Linked DNA regions of Mus musculus: region 2 is linked to region 1. Evidence: chromatin contacts called from ENCODE POLR2A ChIA-PET data. All regions are on one chromosome and are shown on one strand. The core of a region is the stretch at or near the end of the contact, and the rest is flanking DNA. Distances in the headings are between cores, read along the strand shown. Region 1 holds the start of Cenpa (centromere protein A). Region 2 holds the start of Dpysl5 (dihydropyrimidinase-like 5).

Evidence for each region. ChIA-PET counts read pairs that join two places held with the same protein, here RNA polymerase II (POLR2A).
Region 2: POLR2A ChIA-PET joins it to region 1 with 21 read pairs in embryonic stem cell. The contact joins the promoter of Dpysl5 here to the promoter of Cenpa in region 1. POLR2A ChIA-PET finds 5 or more read pairs at or near these places in 2 of 5 experiments (Patski and embryonic stem cell).

What each region holds. Positions count from the first base shown.
Region 1 is chr5:30,664,460-30,668,866 of GRCm38, reverse strand. It overlaps Cenpa (centromere protein A), which reads right to left and starts at 1,981. Exons shown (of 5, transcript NM_007681.3): 1 at 1,754-1,981. The coding sequence starts at 1,838.
Region 2 is chr5:30,709,584-30,713,990 of GRCm38, reverse strand. It overlaps Dpysl5 (dihydropyrimidinase-like 5), which reads right to left and starts at 2,427. Exons shown (of 13, transcript NM_001356948.1): 1 at 1,989-2,427.

The sequences.
Region 1 (4,407 bases), core at 732-3,231:
GTGTGTGCAGTACCTGCAGAGGCCAGAAGGATCCCCTGGAAATGGAGTTACAGATGGCCGTGAGCTGTTATGTAGCAAGAACAACACAAAGTCCCTTACAGCACAAAAGGGAGATATGTCTAAGGGCCCACATAAAAGAAGGGTTGGTTGACTTGGGAAAGGAGGGGGCACCTAGCAAGGCCTGAGGCTGAATGGAGAGGAAGGAGGGGGGAATAAAAAGCACCAAATGGCTGGAAGAACAAGGTCAGCAGACAAGGGCAGTAGGAGAGCCAAGAAGTGGGCGCAGCTGATGTAAAACTTTTCCCTAAGATAAGAGTAATGGAAGGTTGCTTCTACACTGGAAGTCCACATCGAACATCAGCTCTGGTCGAGCGGTACAACCATGACCACATTATTCCCTTAGGGGCTCACCATACCTCAATGAGAAATAGAATGTGGTGGTGCATGCCTTTAATCCAAGCACCAGAGAAGCAGAAGCAGGCATGTAAATCTAATTCTAAGTCCTTCCTTACCCCCCTTTTTATTAACAAGCTGCTGGCATTAAGCTAGGTAGGTTCTGAGATATTCTTTTTTTTTTTTTTTGAGGCAGGGTTTCTCTGTATAGCTCTGGCTGTCCTGGAACTCACTTTGTAGACCAGGCTGGCCTCGAACTCAGAAATCCGCCTGCCTCTGCCTCCCGAGTGCTGGGATTAAAGGCGTGCGCCACCGCGCCCGGCGGTTCTGAGATATTCTAACCCGGCTAGGCTGCTGTTACCAGGCTATATGACCCATTATTTGCCATCTGATCTTGCCCTGGCTCTCTCTGGTCCATGTGGGTCCTCATGGCTGCTCTCTTATCCAGACCTCATGAGTAATCCTTCTTCACCCACATGGTCTCTCCATCTCTTCTTCTCACCTGGTCTCTTCAGGACCCTCTGATTGGGAACAGAAGTCCCACTCTTCTTTCTTCTGCCCAGCCAATTGGTTGATCAGCTCATTAACCAATCAGAGGTGATGGAAAACAGTTTTTACATCACATTGAGGCAGTGTCTGGATTGTAACCAGATCTCAGAAATAGTTCCTGAATACACACTGCATACAACCATCCCCAACACAGGCAGAGATCTGTGAGCTCTAGGCTAGCCTAGTCTACATAGCACGTTTCAGGTCAGCAAGCCAAGGCTACACACCGATACATACCGAGTTCCCGTCTTAAAAAAAAAAGGGTCGGGGAGAGGGTTGGGGATATAGTTCTGTAGTAGAACCCTTGCCTAACATACACGGAGTCCTGGGTTCCATCTCTAGTGCTGCAAATAAATAATAAAGAGTAGGAGTTAGAAAGCTGGTTCAGCTGTTAATAGCCCAGGCTGCTCTTCCAGGGGGGCCGAGTTCTCTTCCTAGCACTCTAAAAAAAAGGGCAGCTCACAACTGTAACTCCGGCCCCGGGGTTCCGACGCTCTCTTCTGGCCGTCGCCAGAGCACGAACACAAAATAAATGCAAAATACATGCAAAGTAAATAAATGCAAAAAAAGACCCCGTGTCCGTCAGAATGAGTTTGTCTTTGCTCCAACTCCTTGTCTTGTCTGCATTTCGTTTTTCTCCCTGCTGTAAACCGGTCAGGAACAAACAAGCAAACAAACAAACAAATAAACAAAAAAACCATTACCCCTACGCGAGGTTAGCGGCAAGCCGTGACCAGGAACCGTCCCTCTACAGGCCCGGCCCCACAGGATGACCGCACCGGCCTCGGAGGTGCAGGGCAGGCTCGCTTACCTACACTGGAGCTCTGTCGCGAGGGTCCAGGCGCCGGGCTGGAGGGTCTCCTCCTTGGGGTCTGCGGTTTGCGACGCGGGCCCATGGCTGGCCTCGAGGGGCCGGGTCCCGCCGCCTTCCCTAAGCCTTCTTGGTCCTGCTGCCGAAACCGAACGCGAGCAAGCCCAAGGTGCGCGTCAGGACCGCCAGAACTCGGTCGCCAGCAGTTCAAAAAATCACCCGCCCCTCCCACCGCATCTTTTAAATCCCAACTTTGTGACTCTCAGTGGCTGGTTCTGGAAAGCCAGCGTGGAGCGACATCCAGATAAACCAATGAGAATAAAGGTCTGAAGCCAATGGGTACTTGAAGACGGGAAGGAAGGCAGGATTTCCCCACCCTTTTCCTGTTGATCTCTTTTTCAGATGCCCTCTGGGCAGGACGGCTCAGTTCTTACGTGGGTGGTGGGTTTGTAGAGCTCACTTCCTCAAAAGTTTTATGCTTTTCTATCAAACGTTGAGGTGGCTTTAAAAATACGGAAACAGATGCCCAAGAATGTGACAGCTCCACACAGCACCCGTGACACTCCTGAAAGCAACCAGCAAATATGATTCAGAAGCCTGGTTAACTGCATGACCTTTTCAGAAGATAGGGTCGTGGGGACAGCCAGGACGGAGGAATCTGAGGACAAGGTCCAGGCAGGGCAGGCGCCAGCACTATTATTGGACCATGCTATCAAACACAATGACAGAATTGCCTGAGAAAAAAACCGGCTTTTCCTTTTCTCCCGGGAGTAATATGAATTCAGGTCATGGCTCCGTAATTAGAATAAAGAGAATTTCGTCATTTTGCTTTTTTGAGTTTTCTAAATGATCTATCATGAACGTGTACTCTAATCAGGAAAATACTTATATAATCAGTGGTTTCATAGAAGCCTGGTGGAACATTGGGGTGGGTGGTGTAAAATGGCACAGCTGCTATGGAAATGTGTCATGGTTCGAATCTGAAATGTCCTCCAAAAGTTTGGTGTCCTCTGTGCAGCAGTGTTCAGAGGTTGGGCCACAGGTGCTCTGACTTCATCTGTGTATTCCTTTAATCCCAGCACTTGGGAAGTAAAAGCAGGTTTGTTATAAGGACAGGGCCAGTAGACCTACATAGTGAGTTCCAGACTAGTCAGAGCTATGAGCAAGATTTTATCTTATTTATTTTATTTTATTTTTGTCTCAAATAAACAAAAGACCAACAACCAACTCGTTCAATCTCCAGTATTTTACCAACAGACATGAAATTTAAACATAGAATTACTATATGATCCAGAAGTCCATATATATATATATGAAGACATCAGGATCCTCAGCAACTGTTAATTAGTCAGATAATATCCGTGTATGAAGTCTGCTCTAGACAGATAGCCCTTTAGTAAACTAGAAGGAGAAAGCTAGATTGAGGACAGACTCTACGATTCATAAGAAACTGATGATACTACCTATATAACTGTAATGGTGTGTGGGTTAAGGCATAAGAGGAGGGTAGTGCTTATTAACGTACGTAGTTTTGCATATTTTGGCTTTTGAACCAATCGGACTGTTGTACTGCAAGTGGGGGTGGGGCACCGGAAGAACGCAGGGCAAAATCCGAAATGAAGATCCACAGCTTGTATCTTCCTTCACCAGGCCGGAAGGGGAAACAGTGGAAGTCTGGGCCAGATGCTGTGATTTGTGGTTTCTTCTTTGGGTACCTGGCTGTCACTGGTGTACTGCCAGGAGTCAGGAATGGGGGTCCAAGATTTTACCCCCCTCCAACATCTGGGCATGCCAGGTGGAGAGGTCGAGGCAGAGCCCAGGATGAGTGAAACCTGGTCTGACTGGGAGTGAGGGCAGAGCGTGCTGGAAGAACTGGAGAGGAGAAGACCTTGCTCAGGGGTCTTAGGCGCAGCTCTTTAGTCAAAGGCCTTCTTCACCTCGTTTCTGAATGAAACAACTTTCTGAGACAATCTTTGCTTGCTCCTATTGCTTTATTTAATGATGGATGTGAATGCATATACTTTATTTGGGGTGAACCAGGGATTATATACCTCTTGTGGGAAGGAATATCTAGGAAGGGGCGCTCATTGGCTGAAGGCTCAGGGCTATCTAGATATCTCATTAGCATGGAGAAGAACTATAGATGTTGTGCTGGGTGACTCAGTGCCTGAGGTCTTCAGTGGAGTATCATGGTTATGTGTTCCAGAGCAGGTAGGCATGGCTCCACTTCTACCAGCCTGAGATCTCTCAGATTCCTGGGATCTGAGCTCACTCAACCATTCTAGTTCTTATGTCTGTCTGGTAACACGGTCCCACATGCCGTATATTAAACTACTAATTTTTTAAAAATACATCGAATGAAAACATATTGGGCTGAAGAAGTCACGTTGAACACTAGATGTCTCTGAGCTATGGACGAGTTGACTGGAACAAGAGTTGTAACATGTAGATCATAGAAACCCTCAGCAGCCGGGCATGGTGGCGCACGCCTTTAATCTTAGCACTCGGGAGGCAAAGGCAGGCAGATTTCTGAGTTCGAGGCCAGCCTGGTCTAGAGAGTGAGTTCCAGGACAGCCAGGGCTACACAGAGAAACCCTGTCTCAAAAAACAAACAACCAAAAAAAAAAAAAAAAGAAAAGAAAAGAAAGAAAGAA
Region 2 (4,407 bases), core at 1,178-3,677, 45 kb before region 1:
AGCAACAGAGAAGGCGTTTAGACTGAAGACTCTGCTCATTAGCCTTCCTATGGGTGAGCAGCCCCCACCTAAATCATCATCATCCCACTGTAAGTCAGCGGACGATATGAGGGAAGGCAAAGGAAGCCCATACGCTTGGGTGTGGTCACCGACAAATGGAAGCTTTAAGTCCCTGGTTCTAAGTTCTAAAACCAAGAGCCGCGCCCTTGCCGACAACTAAGGCTTCTCCCCAATTTACCCCAAACCTCACCAGCCCCGTGGGCTCATTTAAGAAGCATAGCAGCTCCTAGACTTGGGCTCAGGCGGTCTGGGCAGACAAAGCCTGCTTTACACCGCAGAGACCTTCGGCCTTTGGGACTTGCATTCTGTCGTGCTGCTCCGCGCCACTATCTAAACTCGTCAACAGCGTGTGGAGAACAAGAGGCGCTGCAGCCAGCGACACCAGAAGCTGGGGGAGGCGGCTGTCCCCCGACTCCACAGCCTGGGGGAAACATGCGACTCCCACTCGGAATTCCCAGGGGTGCCAGGTGCCCTAAGGCAAATCCCAGAGACAGCACGTGCTCTGAGGTTTCTCGGTAAGCGTTTTCTGCACCAGTACACCTCACACTTGAATTCTGGGGGCGGGTGGCCTTGCGTGGACCGTAGGTAGACCCTATGCAGGCTATTGTTCTCAGGGTCTCTGGGGCGGGAGACGCCCCCCCCCCATCCGCCTCCCAGGCAGCATCTGCCGCTAGGCAAAGCCTTTCAGCTCCGTGCGAACAGGGCGTGCCGGGGGGCGCTGCGGATTATCATAAAATCCTAAACGAGTCCCCTTTGGTGGTTCCAAGCTCAGAAACAAAGCTCCTAGACGAGCCAGCCCAGCCTTGTCGGGGACCCGCCACCCGAGCTCTCTGGCCCAGTCCAAGGACCACGCCCAGCCAGACCAAGCCCAAACAGCGACTGGCCTAAAGCTGGAGTCTTCAGGCGAAGACTCTTCCCTCCTCAGCTGCCTGCCCTACCCCGATGGAGAGCCCCCCACCCCCTTCATGAGGAAGACCCATCCCCTGTACAGCCTCAGTCGCCTTCCCATGCCTGTCTACTCTCCCCAAACCCGGGAGGTCTCCACCCTCCCTTCATCTCCCCGCCCCTCTTCATTCTTCAGAGCAGCCTCGCCTCGCGCCACCTGCGCGAAGCTTCAGACCCGCCTCCCACCCAATTGTCAGCCCTTCCCAAACCACAGCCTCCTCCTCCAGATTCGATCACCTGTCCCCACCCATCTCCCCCTTTCTGCTCAAATCCAGGCCTCCACGCCCGTTTGTTCCAGCCATCTCCCCAGGCCCGGGGCATCGATATCCCTCACCCACCAAGATAGATGCTGCGTGGCAGACTAGGCGACATGGCTCCAGCGGAGGGACCTAGCGCCGCGCCGCCAGGGGCTGGGCAGATGCAAGAGGCCTTTGTGGTTTCGGCAGGTGCCTCTAGGGCCTCTGCTCTGCTCAGGGAACAGAGGATACAAACGATGGGGTTAGGACCACGTTAGGCAGATATCAGACCAGAGGCGCAGTTGGTGGGAACTAGGGACCGCGGCGATCCAGGGACGTACAAGAGGACAGGTCCGGCCACCACAGAAACACTCCCCTACACCCCACCTTTTAGCCATTTACTGCACGTCGACCAGCTACGGCTGCGCGACTACTGGGTGCTAGGCGTGAATCCCTTCAACTTAGCTGCCTCCTTATTCTAGCTATTTGTAAATCTTTCCAGCACACATTAATGCCTTAGGCGTCGCAAGTCACCAAGCCGAGTTCTGTGGGACTACAAAGACCCAGACTTGCGCCCCACCTTAGTCCGGATCTGCCTGAATCCTCAACATCTCTTTCATCGGCTGGAGGAGCCTAGGCGCAACCCAATTCCCTCCCTTTTGTGAGCCTCAGGGAGAAACTGAAAGAGGGGTGGATGTTGCAGCCCGGAAAGATCAAGCCCACCACCCTCCCCTTGCCATCACCCACTGCTCCAGGATGATGCGATTGTGCGGGTCCGTCGGTCGGTCTCTGGGTCTCGCCGCGGCGCGGTAGCTGCGGTTGCACGGGGCGGGAGCGGCTGCTAGCGCGCTCTCTCGGTGGCTGCCTTGCGCGCCTGGAGCGGAGTCCCGAGTGGCGAGCGGGGGTGGGGACGAGGGTGGGGGCGGGGAGCCGCCTGGGCCAATCACGGATCCGAGGGCTCCGCCCCAAGTGCTCGCCACCTCGAGCTAGCAGGTTAGGCGGAGGCGGGACCAGTAGCGCCCCGCGTCCTCCGCGTTGCCGCCGCCTTTGGGACTACAAATCCCGACAGTCCCTTTTGCAGGCCCCGGGTCCGAGAAGGGACAGAGGGCATGGCCCCAGGACCTCGACAACCCCCAGCCATCTAAGCGCCATTCTCAGCGTTCCTTTCTGGTCCCATGGTAACTAGCGACACTTCACAAAGCCCAGGCGCTGGGGCGGTATGGCTCGAGTCCCCTGGGAGGGTATAGGGCGTCTCCGGAGGACACATCGCCTCCCCTCCTCCTGCAAGACCCCACCCGAGGGGCTGAAACAATGCGGTGGCGGGGTCTCTCCGAGGCTGCGGGTTCCCAGTTGCGCCATCGGATTAGCGTCCTACCGAGTCTGAGACTGATGGGATTGCAGACTGTAGAGGGCGAGGTGGTCAGTACAGGAACACTGTTCTCATAGACCAAGGGAACGGCCACTCTGGGCGCCTCACTTCGCACCTTCTTTCTCTTGAGGTATTGAAGCCACCGTCTTTTCCAGAGCAGCGCTTGGACGTCGATGTCCAGCGCCCAGGTCCTATCCTATTTTTGACATCTCCTTTAAAAGAAAGTGTGTGTGTGTGTGTGTGTGTGTGTGTGTGTGTGTGTGTTTTAAACTCATTTCACATCAGCACCACCATCTTTATTTCCGGGTTGCTGTTGTTTTGACGGTTTTATTAGGTAGCCCCCTGCTAGCCTAGAATTTGAATTGAACCTCCTGCCTCTGCCTTCCGAATAGTGGGATTACAGATGTTCACCGCCACACCTTGTCCAGTTTCACCATTTTAGTACACAGTTGACTTAACCACAAACGATCCTGTAAATGGAGCGAGACAGTTCTTTTTCCTTAACTAATTTATGGCTCAGGCCTTTCCCTGAGCTCCGTGTTAGTCTGTCATTATTGTGACAGCTTAAATATAGCTTCAGAACTTGAATCTCTTCACTTGATGTCACCCCAATGGTGTTGCAAACCCGTGTGGAAATGCAGCATTAATACTGCCCCCGCCCCTGGATTCCTGGGGATCTACAACTGCTGTTGAAGAAGTTGGTTCTTTCCAGGGCTTCCCTCAGTTCCGGGGGTGGAGACGGGGGTGTGAGTCCCTTGGCTGCTTTCCTGAAGTGCTTTTCTCTAAGGCTATTTTCAAAGAAAATCGTACTTTATAACTTCGGGTGGAGGGAGCAGGATCCTCTGAATTTTAACAAAATGTACAGCCTGCACGTTAAGCTCCAGTCCTCCAAATGTGGGTCCCACTGGGTCATGTGCTCTGTGATCCACTCCTGGATGCGTTTAGGGCCACACAGGCGTGCCCCTAGGGGGTGCGGGGTTACTACATTTGGTCTCCAATTCTTTTTTTTTTTTTTTTTTTTTTTTTTTTTTTTTTTTTTTTTTGGCTTTTCGAGACAGGGTTTCTCTGTGTAGCTCTGGAACTCACTCTGTAGTCCAGGCTGGCCTCGAACTCAGAAATCCGCCTGCCTCTGCCTCCTAAGGGCTGAGATTAAAGGCGTGTGCCACCACCGCTTGGCTGGTCTCCAATTCCACTCTAAGAGTGGATTTTTTTTTTTTTTTTTTCTGGTAGTAAGCTTGTGCAAAGAACCTCCAGACAAGCTTAGATGGCCATCCTCAAAACACTCCTAATACCAGTGAAGGGTGTGTGTGTGTGTAAATTGCTCCAGTTGAAGGCCCTGTCTAGTCTCCCCAAACTGTCCAGGGAAATTTTTGCAAAATGCATTGCGCCCCTCTGGAACACCCAGCTAGCTCCGAGCAACGAGGGCCTCTGATGAACTTTTGCCTAAGGTGGAGGGAGCCCTCTAGTGGCCAGAATCGTTTTCTGCAGTTTTCAGTTGCGTTCCTAATCTCCAGCCTACCTACCCCCGCCCCCTCTCCCCCCCCACACCCCACCCCCGACTGCTTGCTAGTTAGCATTCAACACTGATAAAGATCCTACCCAAGCCTGAGGTTTCACGTACCCTCAGTACTTGATTTTTAGAGTTTAAAAAGAAATTTAGAACTTAGAGTCCCCTATATGTGGATTGGAATCCTTGTTCCTGACACATGACAGCTTCTTGACTTTGGCAAAGCCCATCCTGAGTCTTTGCTTCTTCACACCCCTCCCACAATCACCATGCATTTCAGGAGGAAATCC